Linked DNA regions of Homo sapiens: region 1 is linked to region 2. Evidence: chromatin contacts called from ENCODE Hi-C or POLR2A ChIA-PET data. All regions are on one chromosome and are shown on one strand. Each heading gives the region's core, a stretch centred on a gene start or an enhancer-like site at or near the end of the contact. The rest is flanking DNA. Distances are from core to core; before and after follow the strand shown. Region 1 has its middle 19 kb from the start of LINC02283. Region 2 overlaps PDGFRA (platelet derived growth factor receptor alpha).

What was found. A loop is a pair of places that touch in the nucleus more often than their neighbours do. ChIA-PET counts read pairs that join two places held with the same protein, here RNA polymerase II (POLR2A). Pooled maps may share reads with other maps.
Region 1: a loop to region 2 is called in a pooled map, with 11 times the contacts of the local background. The contact joins two enhancer-like sites. A Hi-C loop is called at or near these places in 1 of 168 maps with a recorded cell type or tissue (PC-3), 9 of 37 single-sample maps with no recorded cell type and 12 of 50 pooled maps. POLR2A ChIA-PET finds 5 or more read pairs at or near these places in 2 of 52 experiments (activated CD4-positive, alpha-beta memory T cell and activated T-cell).

Annotation. Positions count from the first base shown.
Region 1 is chr4:54,310,882-54,317,398 of GRCh38, reverse strand. No RefSeq gene overlaps it. Among named protein-coding and RNA genes, the nearest start is that of LINC02283, 19 kb to the left of the region's middle. Within about 2 kb of position 1,663, at least 2 of the 41 ENCODE cell types and tissues checked have a DNase peak (open chromatin) inside an H3K27ac peak, as active enhancers do.
Region 2 is chr4:54,276,214-54,282,551 of GRCh38, reverse strand. It overlaps PDGFRA (platelet derived growth factor receptor alpha), which reads right to left. Exons shown (of 23, transcript NM_006206.6): 13 at 5,060-5,164; 14 at 4,546-4,656; 15 at 4,037-4,190; 16 at 2,070-2,236. Among named protein-coding and RNA genes, the nearest start is that of PDGFRA, 50 kb to the right of the region's middle. RefSeq lists enhancers at 260-1,459, 3,873-4,396. Within about 2 kb of position 4,636, at least 2 of the 41 ENCODE cell types and tissues checked have a DNase peak (open chromatin) inside an H3K27ac peak, as active enhancers do.

The sequences.
Region 1 (6,517 bases), core at 414-2,913, 38 kb before region 2:
TTTTCTTTTGCTCACCTAAAATATATGAGTAATAAAAAAAATTTATGTGATTGTCATGAGGCTTATTTAAAATATATGATAACAGGACGGGTGTGGTGGCTCATGCCTGTAATCTCAGCACTTTGGAAGGCCAAAATGAAAGGATCACTTAAGACCAGGAGTTTGAGACCAGCCTGGTCAACATGAAGAGACCCCCATCTCTTTTTTTTTTTTTTTTTGAGACAGAGTCTCACTCTGTCACCCAGGCTGGAGTGCAGTAGTATGATCTCGGCTCACTGCAACCTCCGTCTCCCAAATTCAAGCAATTCTTCTGCCTCAGCCTCCTGAGTAGCTGGGACTACAGGCGTGCACCACCATGCCCGACTAACTTTGGTATTTTTAGTAGAGATGGAGTTTCACCATAGTGGCCAGGCTGGCCTCAAACTCCTGTCCTAGTGATCCACCCGCCTTGGCCTCCCAAAGTGCTGGGATTACAGGTGTGAGCTGCCACACCCGGCCCCCATCTCTTAAAAAAAAAGAAAAGTTATAAAAGTCTTTGCACATTATAATCATGTTCATTATTATCACTAACTCTCAAGAATGTGATCTGCTAGTGCCTTTTTCCCAGCAAACTCAGCTTCTTACAGGCACAATATTGTCAATGAATTCATGTTCATGAAGCATCACCCCTGTCCAGATGCAGGGCATCCTATAACCCAGGTAAATTCACTGTGATCTGACCAAGCAACAGATATAGAGCTATGAGAAACAGGATTGGTTGGTCTTACCTAATGCATACAAAACTCTTCACTTAAAAGAGAAAAATTAGTAAAAAGGACTCCCCCTGTGTATTTTTTTAAATGTTATATTTATGATCATTCTAGCTAGAACTTTTCAGGAGTCCAACTATTCAGAACTTGACTATTAAGCCTTTGTTTAAACCCAATTGTTAGTTTATAAAAACTTCCCGCTAGACTCTCAATTATTGTTGTTCTAAACACAATGATTTGAGAACAAAAATGAAACAAAAGATGTTTTAGAAAGAAAAGAAAGGCAATACATGAAAAAAAGCAGACAGAAGGAAAATGGCCTTTTCCAGCAGCAAAATGCTGTTCTTGTTATTCCAAAACATAACAGTAATTCTACAGAGAGCCTCCCACAGTTTCAAGTTGCTAACAAAGAAAGGCTTGTCCAATACCAGTCAGAGAGTATCAGAACCAAGATGGTGACTCTCTTTAAAGGAACTCAGCATGAGAAAATTTCTAGATTTCCCATAGCATTTAATGCTAACTCCATGTGGTTCAGAGTGAGAACAGATTGCAGCAGGATCACAACCAGAATGAGGCATGTGAGATGCCTGAGGTGCAAAATTTAAGGAGGCACATGGACTCCCAACTCTGTTGAGTGTCCCTGGTCCCCACCCTATGGTACAGCTACAAGGATAAAGAATTTCCATTCTAACACCATTAACATAGAGGAGCTCTATCAAGTGGCTAGCCCTCAGCTGTAGCATAGTCTAAATACACACTATTGTATGCTGTACTCCACGCTGAAGCAGGCCTCTATGGATGGACTGGGTCCTTTGCCAAGTAGCTTTCATAGAAATCTAACGACAGTCCTGAATTTGAAGAGGAACTGAAACTAAACATTTGCTTATTCAGACCAGAAGTAGAACAAACTCTCAGCCTCAGTGAGGTACAAGTCAGTGTTTCTGAGAAATTCACAAGTTCTACAAAAACACCTTTTATGAAAGTAGCCACCACCCAAGATCACCCACGTACTTAATTCCAGTAGTGCTTGGGGTAAAAAATTTCCCTATATCTAGTTCTTCCTTTAGCCTCACTCACTCCAGGCTTGGACAGGTTGCCAGTAAAACTCTGGGTTTTTTTTTAAATCTGGGATACAATTATTCCCATAAGTCTGATGGCAAATGAGTGCATTCTGTGGAGTGTTTGGTTTTTCCAGATTCAAGAAAAGCTCTATTTAACTGCAAAGGGTGCTTTTCAGCTGTGTCCCTACTAAAAGCTTCCCATACAGTCACTCTCAAGACTGTTGTTCTTTTTTCACTAGAGACGGCCACAGTCATTATGTTGTAAGCATTCTGAGTTGATGCACATGGGAAGGAACTTCGGGGTCAACATTCAATCTGGCTTCAGGAGTTGCCAGATTTGAGTGTTGGTTTCTCAGTTAGTCTGCTGCCCCGAAGCTCCCCCATAAATCCTTCTGTGAATGGGTAATTTATTCAATCCTGCAACAAATATTTACTGAGCACTTACTCTGAACCAGCACTGTTCCAGGCACCAGGGATGTATCAGTGAACAAAACATGCAAATTCTGTCATCACATAGTTTACATTCTAGAAGGGGAGGCAGAAAATAACCAAAAGCACGTCAATAAACTATACAGTAAGTTAGAAGATTATACGTTGTAGGGGAAGAAAGAGAAAGTTGAGCAGGGTAGGTGGGATGGGATGTGCTGGGGATGGGGGCAGCATAGAGGTGGACATGGTGGGATGGTGCCGATGGCAAGGTTAAATAGGACTGTCAAAGTCGGCCTCTTGGAAAAGATGAAATTAAGGAGATACTTTAAGGAAGTGAGAGGATTATCCAAAGATAACTAGGGAAAGAGCATTCCATACAAAGGGAACAGCCAGTTCAAAGGCCATGACAGGGGTGTGTTCTTGTTGTGCTCTAGAAACTGCAATGAGGCCCGTGAGGTTGGAAGGAAGTGAACAAAGAGAACGGAAGAGAACTTTGAAGAGGTGACGAAGGCCAGATCGTGACAGGCCTTGATAAGTGTAAGACGAAAAGACATTGCACGGTTTTGAGCAGAAGAGTGATCATGACTTCATTTTAAAAGGATTCCTCTAGCTGCTGCTTTGAAAATAGTCTGTTGTGGGAGGGAAAACAGCAAAGTGGGGAGACTTTTGAGGAGCCTACTGCAGTCATACAGGTGAAAGGTCATGATGGCATGGCCCAGGGTGGCAGCACTAGAGAGAGTGAGAGCGGTCAGATTCTGAATAGATTTCAGGTATGCTTAAGGGAGAACCAGAATCTTGGCAGATTAGACACAGAACGTGAGAAAGAGGATTGCCAAGGATGACTCCAAGATTTGGGGCATGAGCAACTGGAAAATTAGAGTTGCCATCAACTGAGATGATGGACACTGATGGTGGATCAAGCTTGAGAGAAGGAAGAAGTTAAGTTTTTTGTTTTTTTGGTTTTTTTGTTTGTTTGTTTTTTGAGATGGGGTCTCGCTCTGTCACCCAGGCTGGAGTGCAATGGCACAATCTCGGCTCACTGCAACTTCCGCCTCCTGGATTCAAGAGATTCTCCTGCCTCAGCCTCCTGCGTAGCTGGGATTACAGGTGCGCACCATCATGCCCAGTTAATATTTGTATTTAGTAGAGATGAGGTTTCACCATGTTAGTCAGGCTGGTCTCAAACTCTTAACCTCATGGTCAGCCTGCCTCAGCCTCCCAAAGTGCTGGGATTACAGGTGTGAGTCATCGCATCTGGCTTGGAAGTTAAGTTTTTTGTTTGTTTTGTTTTGTTTTGAGACAGGGTCTCACTCTAGTCGCCCAGGCTGGAGTGCAGTGGCATGATCACAGCTCACTGCAGCCTCGACTTCCTGGGCTCAGGTGATTCTCCCACCTCAGTCCCCTGAGTAGCTGGGACTGCAGGCATGGGCCACTATGTCTTGCTAATTTTTTGCATTTTTAGTAGAGACAGGGTTCTGCCACATTGCCCAGGCTGGTCTCAAACTCCTGGGCTCAAGTGATGGAAATTGTTTTGAAGGTAAGAGATCAGCTACTTTATATCCTGGCATGCCTGCAGTCCCAGCTACTGGGAAACTGAAGTAGGATGATCTCTTGAGCACAGGATCTCTTTGAGTCCAGCCTGGGCAATGTAGTGAGACCCCATCTCTAAAACAGATATATATAGCTGATAGATAGATAGATAACAGATAGATAATAGATAGATAGATAGATAGATAGATAGATAGATAGATAGATAGATCAACTATTTGACATTCAAATGAAGATGTTGAGTAGGCAGTTGGACACACAACGAGATAGCGAGAGAGAGAGAGAGAGAGAGGCCTGGGTTACAAATATACATTTAGGATCTGCCAGCATATAGATAGTATTTGAAGCCCTGAAGTTAGATGAGACCAAAAAAACAAACAAACAAGACTCTTAGAGAGTCTGCAGCACCTAACCTAGAGACCTGGGGCACTCTAACATGAATAGAGGCCAGGAAAAAAAGGATCAGCAAAGCAACTGAGAAAAAAACAACCTGTAATGCAGGAGAAATACCAAGAGAGTTTGATATATTGGAAGCACAATGAAGAAAGCATACATTAAAAATTAAAATGACAGATATCCCCATACAACTTTTTAGTTTGTTGCAAATAGGTTGTATCGCTTATGCTTACAAATGTTATTTGTTACAAAGAATGGATAACTGAAAATAGTCGCCTAAAGATGTATTTTTCTCATGCAAAAAAGAATCTAGAGGTAGATAGGTCAGGGCTAATGCACCTATGCAAGAATGTCATTTAAAAGCCTGTCTTCTGTCTCCTGGACTGCCACTTTCAGTGTGTAATTTTTAACTTCATGGTCAAAAGATGATTGCTGCAACTCCAGGCAGTAATTCTAAGTTCCAGGCAGAAAGAAATGGGAAGAGCAAAATGAGAAAGACAGAACCTTTTCCTCAAGCTTTTACTTTTTCAGTGCACTAAGGAAGTCCTCCCAAGAAATTGCACCTACATCTTACTGGCCAGAATAAAATTCCATCTGCAAGGGAATTTGAGTACATTGATTTCCAACACTTGCATTAGAAAAAAGTAATAATGGCAATGTTTAGAAAAGATGTTCAGTGAGCCAATCTACTCAGTCATATATACAGCATCTGCAGCAGAGGGTAAGAAATGATACAATAAGGATCTTATGGCTGTAGAAATAAATAGAAAGCTGGAGTGTCCAAGGTAATATCTCTCTGATAAATATATGTATCTAAATGACTTTGTACCTATACCTGAGAGTTATAACCAGACCACTACCCTATTGCTTCCATTTGAACCTCATTTTGTTTTTATTCTGATCAATATCCAAGAATTTCACATGTGAGAATTTTTGTTTTAACTCTATATTGGACCAATACCATTCTCATTTAAAATGAGATCAGCTCAAGAGGATGACTTCAAGAGCCAAACAACCTTGCAGCTCCATCATCACTTTTGGTTTATGGGAATGACTGGCTCCATCCCTGCCTTTCAAAGAGATGTTCTATCTGTAGATTATAGTTATTAAATATTCATGAACCCATCTTATAAGAGAAATATCAATTAATGAATTATGGCTTATTGTTCTTTTGGCTTAGAATACTCTTACCTTCTTCTCTGACTAGAAAAAAATATCCTTCAAAACTCAACTCAAATGCTTCTCTTCAACTTCTCCTAGCCTGACTAAAAGCTCTTTCCTTTGTAGTCTGATAATGCTTTGAATTATCTACCATACTGCATTTAATCAAAATTTGTAGAAGGCAACTAAAATAATGCTTAGACGGAAACATAGCATTAAATCCTTGTATTAGAAAGAATTGGCCAGGTGCGGTGGCTCACACCTCTAATCCCAGCACTTTGAGGGGCTGAGGCGGGCGGATCACATGAAGTCAAGAGTTTGAGAACAGCCTGGCTAACATGGTGAAACCCTGTCTCTACTAAAAATACAAAATTTAGCCAGAAATGGTAGCACACATCTGTAATCCCAGCTACTTGACAGGCTGAGGCAGGATAACCGCTTGAACTTGACTGGAGGTTGCAGTGAGCCAAGATCGTTCACTGCCCTCCAACCTGGGTGACAGAGTGAGACTGTCTCAAAAAAAAAACAAAACAGAAAAATCATGATTTCAAATAAATTATATAAGCTTCTACCATAGGAAAGTAAGGGAAAAATAACAAATTAAGCCTAAGTAGGCAGAAGGAAAGAGGTAATAATGAGTAGAAACCAATGATATAAAATGGGACAAATAATAGGGAATAGATAAACAATGAAACCAAAAGCTGATTCATTGAAATTATCGCTAAAATTAATAAGCCTCTAGGCAAAATCATCAAAAGAAAAAGAGAGACCACACAAATTGTCAGTATCATGAATGAATGAAGGGACACTGCAGATCCTACAATAGTAATGAGTAATAAAATAATGTCATCAACAACTTCATGCTAATAAATTCAATAACATATGAAATCAACAAATTCCTTGAAAAACACAAACTATCCCATCTTACTCATGAATAAGTAAATATCCTGGCTGGACATGATGGCTCATGCCTGTAATCCCAGCACTTTGGGAGGCCAAGTTGGGGGAACTGCTTGAGGCCAGGAGTTTGAGACCAGCCCTGGCAACATAGCGAGACCCTGTCTCTCCAAAAAATTAAAAATTAGCTGACCATGGTGGCACATGCCTGTAGTCCCAGCTACTGAGGAGAGGCTGAGGCAGGAGGATTGCTTGAACCCAGGAGGTGGAGGCTGC
Region 2 (6,338 bases), core at 3,387-5,886:
GACTGGTGGCAGATGAATGGATCATGGGGACAGATTTCTTACGAACAATTTAGCACCATCCTTCTGGTGCTGTCCTCGCAATAGTAAGTGACTTCTTGTAAGATCTGACTGTTTAGAAGTGTGTGGCACCTCTCTCTTTCTCTCTCTCGCTTGCTCTTGCTCTGGCCATGTGATGTGCCTGCACTGCTTTGCCTTCTGCCATGACTTCATGGCTTCATGAGGCCTCTCCAAAAACTGAGCAGATCTACCAGTATCTTGATTCCTGTAAAGCCTGCAGAATCATGAACTAATTAAACCTCTTTCCCTTATAAATTACCCAGTCTCAAGTATTTATTTATAGCAATAAAAGAACAGCCTAAAACACACAGAGACATACACGCACACACAAAACACACACACAGCCACAAGGACCAATCTTACACATAATTATTTTGTTTACCTCCTAAATTTCTTTTTTTCAACCATAATTAGCAAATCATCTCAGCTACCTTTAAAACACACATACACATAAACACACACTAAAATCTTCCATGATGAAATACATGGAGCACACATACAAGCTACATGAAAAAGTAGTTTCTGTGAATTGCTTTATTTTCTTTTTAAAGCCACCTTTGTAGTACTTTGCTTATAATTTGTTAATAAAATCAACCACCAATCACATGTGATAGCATCTTAGAGATCAGTGCCAATGACTTTCCTTTGAGTTTCTTTGTTTGTAACTTGTCCACTTTCCCCAGTTAGTCCCATCTGGAAGGGTCCCAGGGTTTTCGAGGAAGAAGGCAATTTAATCCAGAAGTTCTCAATTCTTTTTGAAAATGTTCAGCAAGTGAAGAGTAGCTCTAGCCATTCACGATTTTTTTCAGATAGTCACGGAAGGCCAGAAAGCAGTGGTCTGCCTGCCAACAGGGCTTGGGCCTGAGCATGACTCAGGTTCCTCTGACATCTCGTGCCAACTCCACCAGCCCAGCCTGGGAAGCAATGTAAACTATTTTTAACAATATGGGAGGGGAGAGGAAGTACTGGTTCCGATAACTCTCACTGGCTAATCTTTTAAAAGCGCTTGGAAGTTCACCCATTTGGCAATGAGAAGTGAATGGAACTTGGAACCGCAGAAATGGAAAATATTGTGTACTGAGCTTTGCAAAACAAACACATTCTTTTTTAAATGGATTGTACCTTTCACTTAAGAACCTGAAAACATTCAGAGCACATCAATAATTTCCAAAACAATGTCCAGGGCAGCTCAACACTTTTTTGCATTGACTAATGGGAAGGCTCAGACCCAAAAAGGCAAGCTCACAGGACAAGCCAATGTCAGACTTCCAGCTTCATGTCTGTGACCAGTTCAGGGCTCTGGAGGAACCACCCTGAGCAGATGTGAAGTGATCCATCTGGTCTGGGCATCAGCTGGACTCCCTGGAGTTTATAAATCAATTTAACCCTGCCACATATTCATGTACTTGAAAAACAGATAGACCCACCTTCAAAATACATTCAACAGAAACACTGGTCCAGAAAATATAACTGCAAATTATCTACTCTAGAGTTCCTATCACAAATTGAATGTTAGGAAAAGTAAAAGCAAGGGTTACTGAACTCATAGACATCAGAGACTTCTAAAACTTAAGGGAAAAAAAGCAAGGTGAGGAACCAACATAAGACAGCCAACTTGTAATTCTGCCAAGTAAGGGCATTAAAAAAAATCAATCACCATATTTTCATTAAAAAAGAAAAAGACAGCAATAAAAAAGGAAGTTCATTATATCAGAATAAATAATTATTTTTTTTAAAAAATGTTTACTGCAGGAACACACCAAGAAAATTCTTTAAAACTATTAAATTTAAAGTTTAAAAAATTTGTTACATTGTCAGCTTTTATTCTTTTCAATTTACAGGCCACAAACCTGGAAACATGTCACAGAACTGGTTGTGCAGACCTGCATTTAGAGACCACGTGGGCTGCCAGGTTCACTTACCATCCCTATACACTTCCCTCTAAATACTTTAAGTATCATATTAAACCACTGGAAAGTCCCAACACCCAGAGTGAGTATAGACACTTTTACCTAACATAGATTTCTTCTTATATGAGGCTGGACGATCATAGAGTGATCTCTGGATGTCGGAATATTTAGAAACCTCTTTCCTTTCTAGCATGGGGACATACTGTGTAGTATCAGCCTGCTTCATGTCCATGTAGTCACCATTGTTTTCAAAAGATAAAATAACATAGCTGTAAAAACAGAAAGAGAAATCTTACCCAGGGTGCCCTTCTGAAGTGGTCATTCCACTTTCAGTAGATGATGATTATGTGCCAGGTACTGAGGTAGGCATGGGAGCTAACTGGGTAAAAGCAAAACCAATCCATACCTTTCACATGAGGTGATCTAGTCAAGGAAATGAGCATTAATCAAATAGTCGCACAAATACATGCATCACAGCAATTCCACTACTGGGTATCTACCAGAGGAAAGGAAGTCATACTAAAAAGATACTTGCACACACATGTTTATAGCAGCACAATTCACATATTGAAAAAATGTGGAACCAACCCCAAATGCCCATCAATCAAGGAGTGGATAAAGAAACTGCAGTGTATCTATACATATGTATGTGTAGGTGTGCATATATATATATATATATGTAACTCAGCTATAAAAAGGAATGAATTAATGGCTTTTGCAGCAACCTGGATGGGATTAGAGACTATTATTCTAAGTGAAGTAACTCAGAAATGGAAACCAAACATCGTACGTTCTCACTCATAAGTGAGAGCTAAGCTATGAGGATGCAAAGGCATAAGAATGACACAATGGACTTGGGGACTCGGGGAAAAATTGAGAGGCAGGTGAGGGATAAAAGACTACAAACTGGGTTCAGTGTATACTGCTCCAGTGATGGGTGCACCAAAATCTCACAAATCACCACTGAAGAATTTACTCATGTAACCAAATACCACTTGTTCCCCAAAAACCTATGGAAATAAAAAAATTTTTTAAATAGGGAAAAAAAGAAATGTAAAAAACAAAATAAATACACAGATCAACTCAAACTCAGCTGTGTTGTGAAGGAAGAAAGGTTTCAATAGCTTGTAAGGAAAATGACTTGATCTGGGGGTCAAGGAAGCACTTTTCAGAAGACGTAGAATGGATCCCACTGACAAAGATGGGAAAGACTAGCGGAATATTTGTCATGGCACCTGGCACATACAAAGGACTCCACAAATGTCAGCTGCCATGATGACTACTGTTCACTTGTTTTCAGAGCCAGTTCCCTGCACATCCTTAGCAGGAGCCCGCACATCCTGAAGAGCCACATCTAAGACAGTGGGGCTGTGCTCCCATGGACCTGTAAGTCCATTACACTTAAAGTTTGAAGAATTCACTACGTTAAGTCTGTCATTATTCTTTCTCAGTTTTTCAACTCACAAGCCTTGGTTGGAACTTGAGCCGTGTGGCCATGTGGCTTGGGCATACAATTCCTTCTACCCAATCAATTTAGCACCCATTTGGTGTCCACCAAGTAATTTATTATGAAGTGAATTCATTGTACTTTCTGATCTTACAGAATTTCTTACCTACAGAGTTCTTTATAGCCACTTGTAGATTTCTGCAGTAGGGATCACTATCATTGACGTCATTTATAGGTCCAGGTTCAGCAAGGACCTCGAGCTTGGAGATCCACAGACAGTTCTTGCAAGGTTCCAGAACTCAAGCATCCCTGGCCAGAGCTGCATTTTATAGGTCTAAGTGGATCACATGTAAATAGCAGAAGAGCTCCCAGAGTCATTCTAACTCACTCTCATTCAAACCTATCAGCAAGGCCTTCCCATGTGACACCCCAGTCCAAAACACCTTTAGACATCATGCATCTCTCTGCATGACCATGGAAAGACTGGACAGGGTGGTTTGACTCTAAGTCTTGCTACCTTGGGCACTGAATCTGCAGACATGATATCTATCAGGACATGGGTCTTTCCATTTGTGATGCCTGTAAGATAATGATAGACAGCAACATCTCTCTTTGCACCCACCTCCGTGTGCTTTCATCAGCAGGGTTCAATCCAAAGATATCCAGCTCTTTCTTTGGCTTCTCTGGGTGGTGGCTCAGGAAGCTATCCCTATTCTTATGCAAATAGTTGACCAAATCTCCATAGAAGCAATACTCTGTGATGATGTAAATGGGGCCTATGGGGACAAAAGCCGTTAGGAGATGGGTATGAAAATGAAGAACAGAAAAGCCATGAATTGTCCTGCAGACCATATGGCACAGAAAAAAATAAGATACCAAAAAAGTTTTTTTTTTTTTTTTTTTTTTTTTTTTTTAATAAAGAGCCATGAATGGCTATGACTGGACTGGCAACAGATTTTGCTCAAAAACCAATGAGCTTCCATCAATTCAAGGGACCAGTCAGCTCCATTCAAGGGACTTCTATTCCCTGCCATGTGTGGGGATGGAGAGTGGAGGATTTAAGCCTGATTGAACAGTTTTCACAACCACATGTGTCCAGTGAAAATCCTCACTCCAGGTCAGTGAGCCCACCTGACTTGGTGCAGGCTCCCAGCAAGTTTACAATGTTCAAATGTGGCCCCAGGTGAGTCATTATCTTCAGTTCAGACATGAGAGCTTGTTTTTCACTGGATCTGGCCGTGGCTGTTGAAAGAATAAATCACATATCAGTCCAGCTGAGCTACCAACTTCCTGTTCTCAGAAAAAAACCAAGAATATGACTAATCCTGTGATTGGATATCATTCTATTTACCAGAAGTCTAAAAGAAGCAGATAGCTACTTGGCCTCAGTGCTAATAACTAATTCCTGGTCTTTCTAGTAAAAAGAAGTCACTGGAAATAACAAGCTCTTAATTTTCCAACATACAGGCAGCAAGAGCAATCTAAATAAACCTAATCTAAATACACATAAAACCTGGAGTCAAAATAATCAGGACCTAGTCCTAAATGTCTTATTTACTAGCTGCATGATTTTGAGAAATTCCCTTAATATCCCCATGCTCAAAAAATCCCCGTGCTCAAAAAATCCCCAGGAAGGAGCACTTACGTTTTAGCATCTTCACTGCAACTTTCATGACAGGTTGGGACCGGCTTAATCCATAGGCTGTTCCTTCAACCACCTTCCCAAACGCTCCAGACCCCAAGACCCGACCTGTGGGCAGGCAGAATCATTAACACCCAAAAACTCCAGACGCCTCCTCAGCTTTCTGCACCGTAGCCAGCTCTCTGCGGGCGGACAGCTGGGCGAGTGTCTTTCCTGTTTGGAGTAATCATAATGACTCCTCCAAGTCATCGTGTCAAAAAAGGAATTGAGCCCACAGGGAAGGAAATTAGCATAATTGCTTTTGTCGAATAACACTTGCAAGGGAAAGAAAACACAGACGGGAGAAAGGAGGGTGCAGCCCTCCCTGGTGTGAGCGCGCTGTCTACCAGCTCCGTGCTGGGCCAGCCCCTGGGATCCTCTTGCCTTCGGGGCTCTCACCCACACCTCCTGGCTCTCTCCCCTTCTGTTTTCCATATGCAAACAGGGGCATCTTTTGTCTTAGTAAATTACTAGCCACTGGAAATACTTCAGTATTCAAAATATCACTGATTCTAAGGAGTGACTAAATAAAAACTTCAGGCTGGGCTCACTGCTCCCTATTTGTTAGGAAAGCCACTCTACCAAGAGCTAAACATGCCCGAGAGCACAGCAATTAGCTTCATGTTGGGAGGAGACATACGTAAAGACACTGAAGCTGTTGTCCCACCCTGAAAGAGCTCACCCTGAGAGAAACATTTCCCGGGGTGTCAGTCTCACCACGGATAGCCAAGCCAGGAAAAGACTTGGCTCATAAAAGACACTAACAGCCAACACTGCCTCTTACTGCACGTCTGTGTTACTGAAAATCGTACCTGGAAAGGTATTGCTTCACCAGCAATGCCTCTTGGTATAATGGGAATTATGCCCTTTTCCCCATATTTTACTACTTTTTAACTCCCTAAGCTCCTCATCCCTTGTTGGGAAATAGGCAGGAAAATAAAGAAAGCTTAGATATAAATATTTGAAATTGGGGGGCAGCTCTTATAACCGCCCCATGGATTCTCCTTGTCCGCTGCCTAGACAGAGCCGATTTACCAAGACAGGGGAATTGCAATAGAAAAAGGGTTTAATTCACACAGAGCCAGCTGTACGGGAGACCTATTCTACTATTACTACTATTACTCGAATCAGTGTCTCTGAAACTGGGGGAATTTCTACTATTCTGCTATTACTCAAATCAGTGTCTCTGAAACTGGGGGAATGGGGTTTTTAAGGATGATTTGGTGGGTAGGGGGTGAAAAGG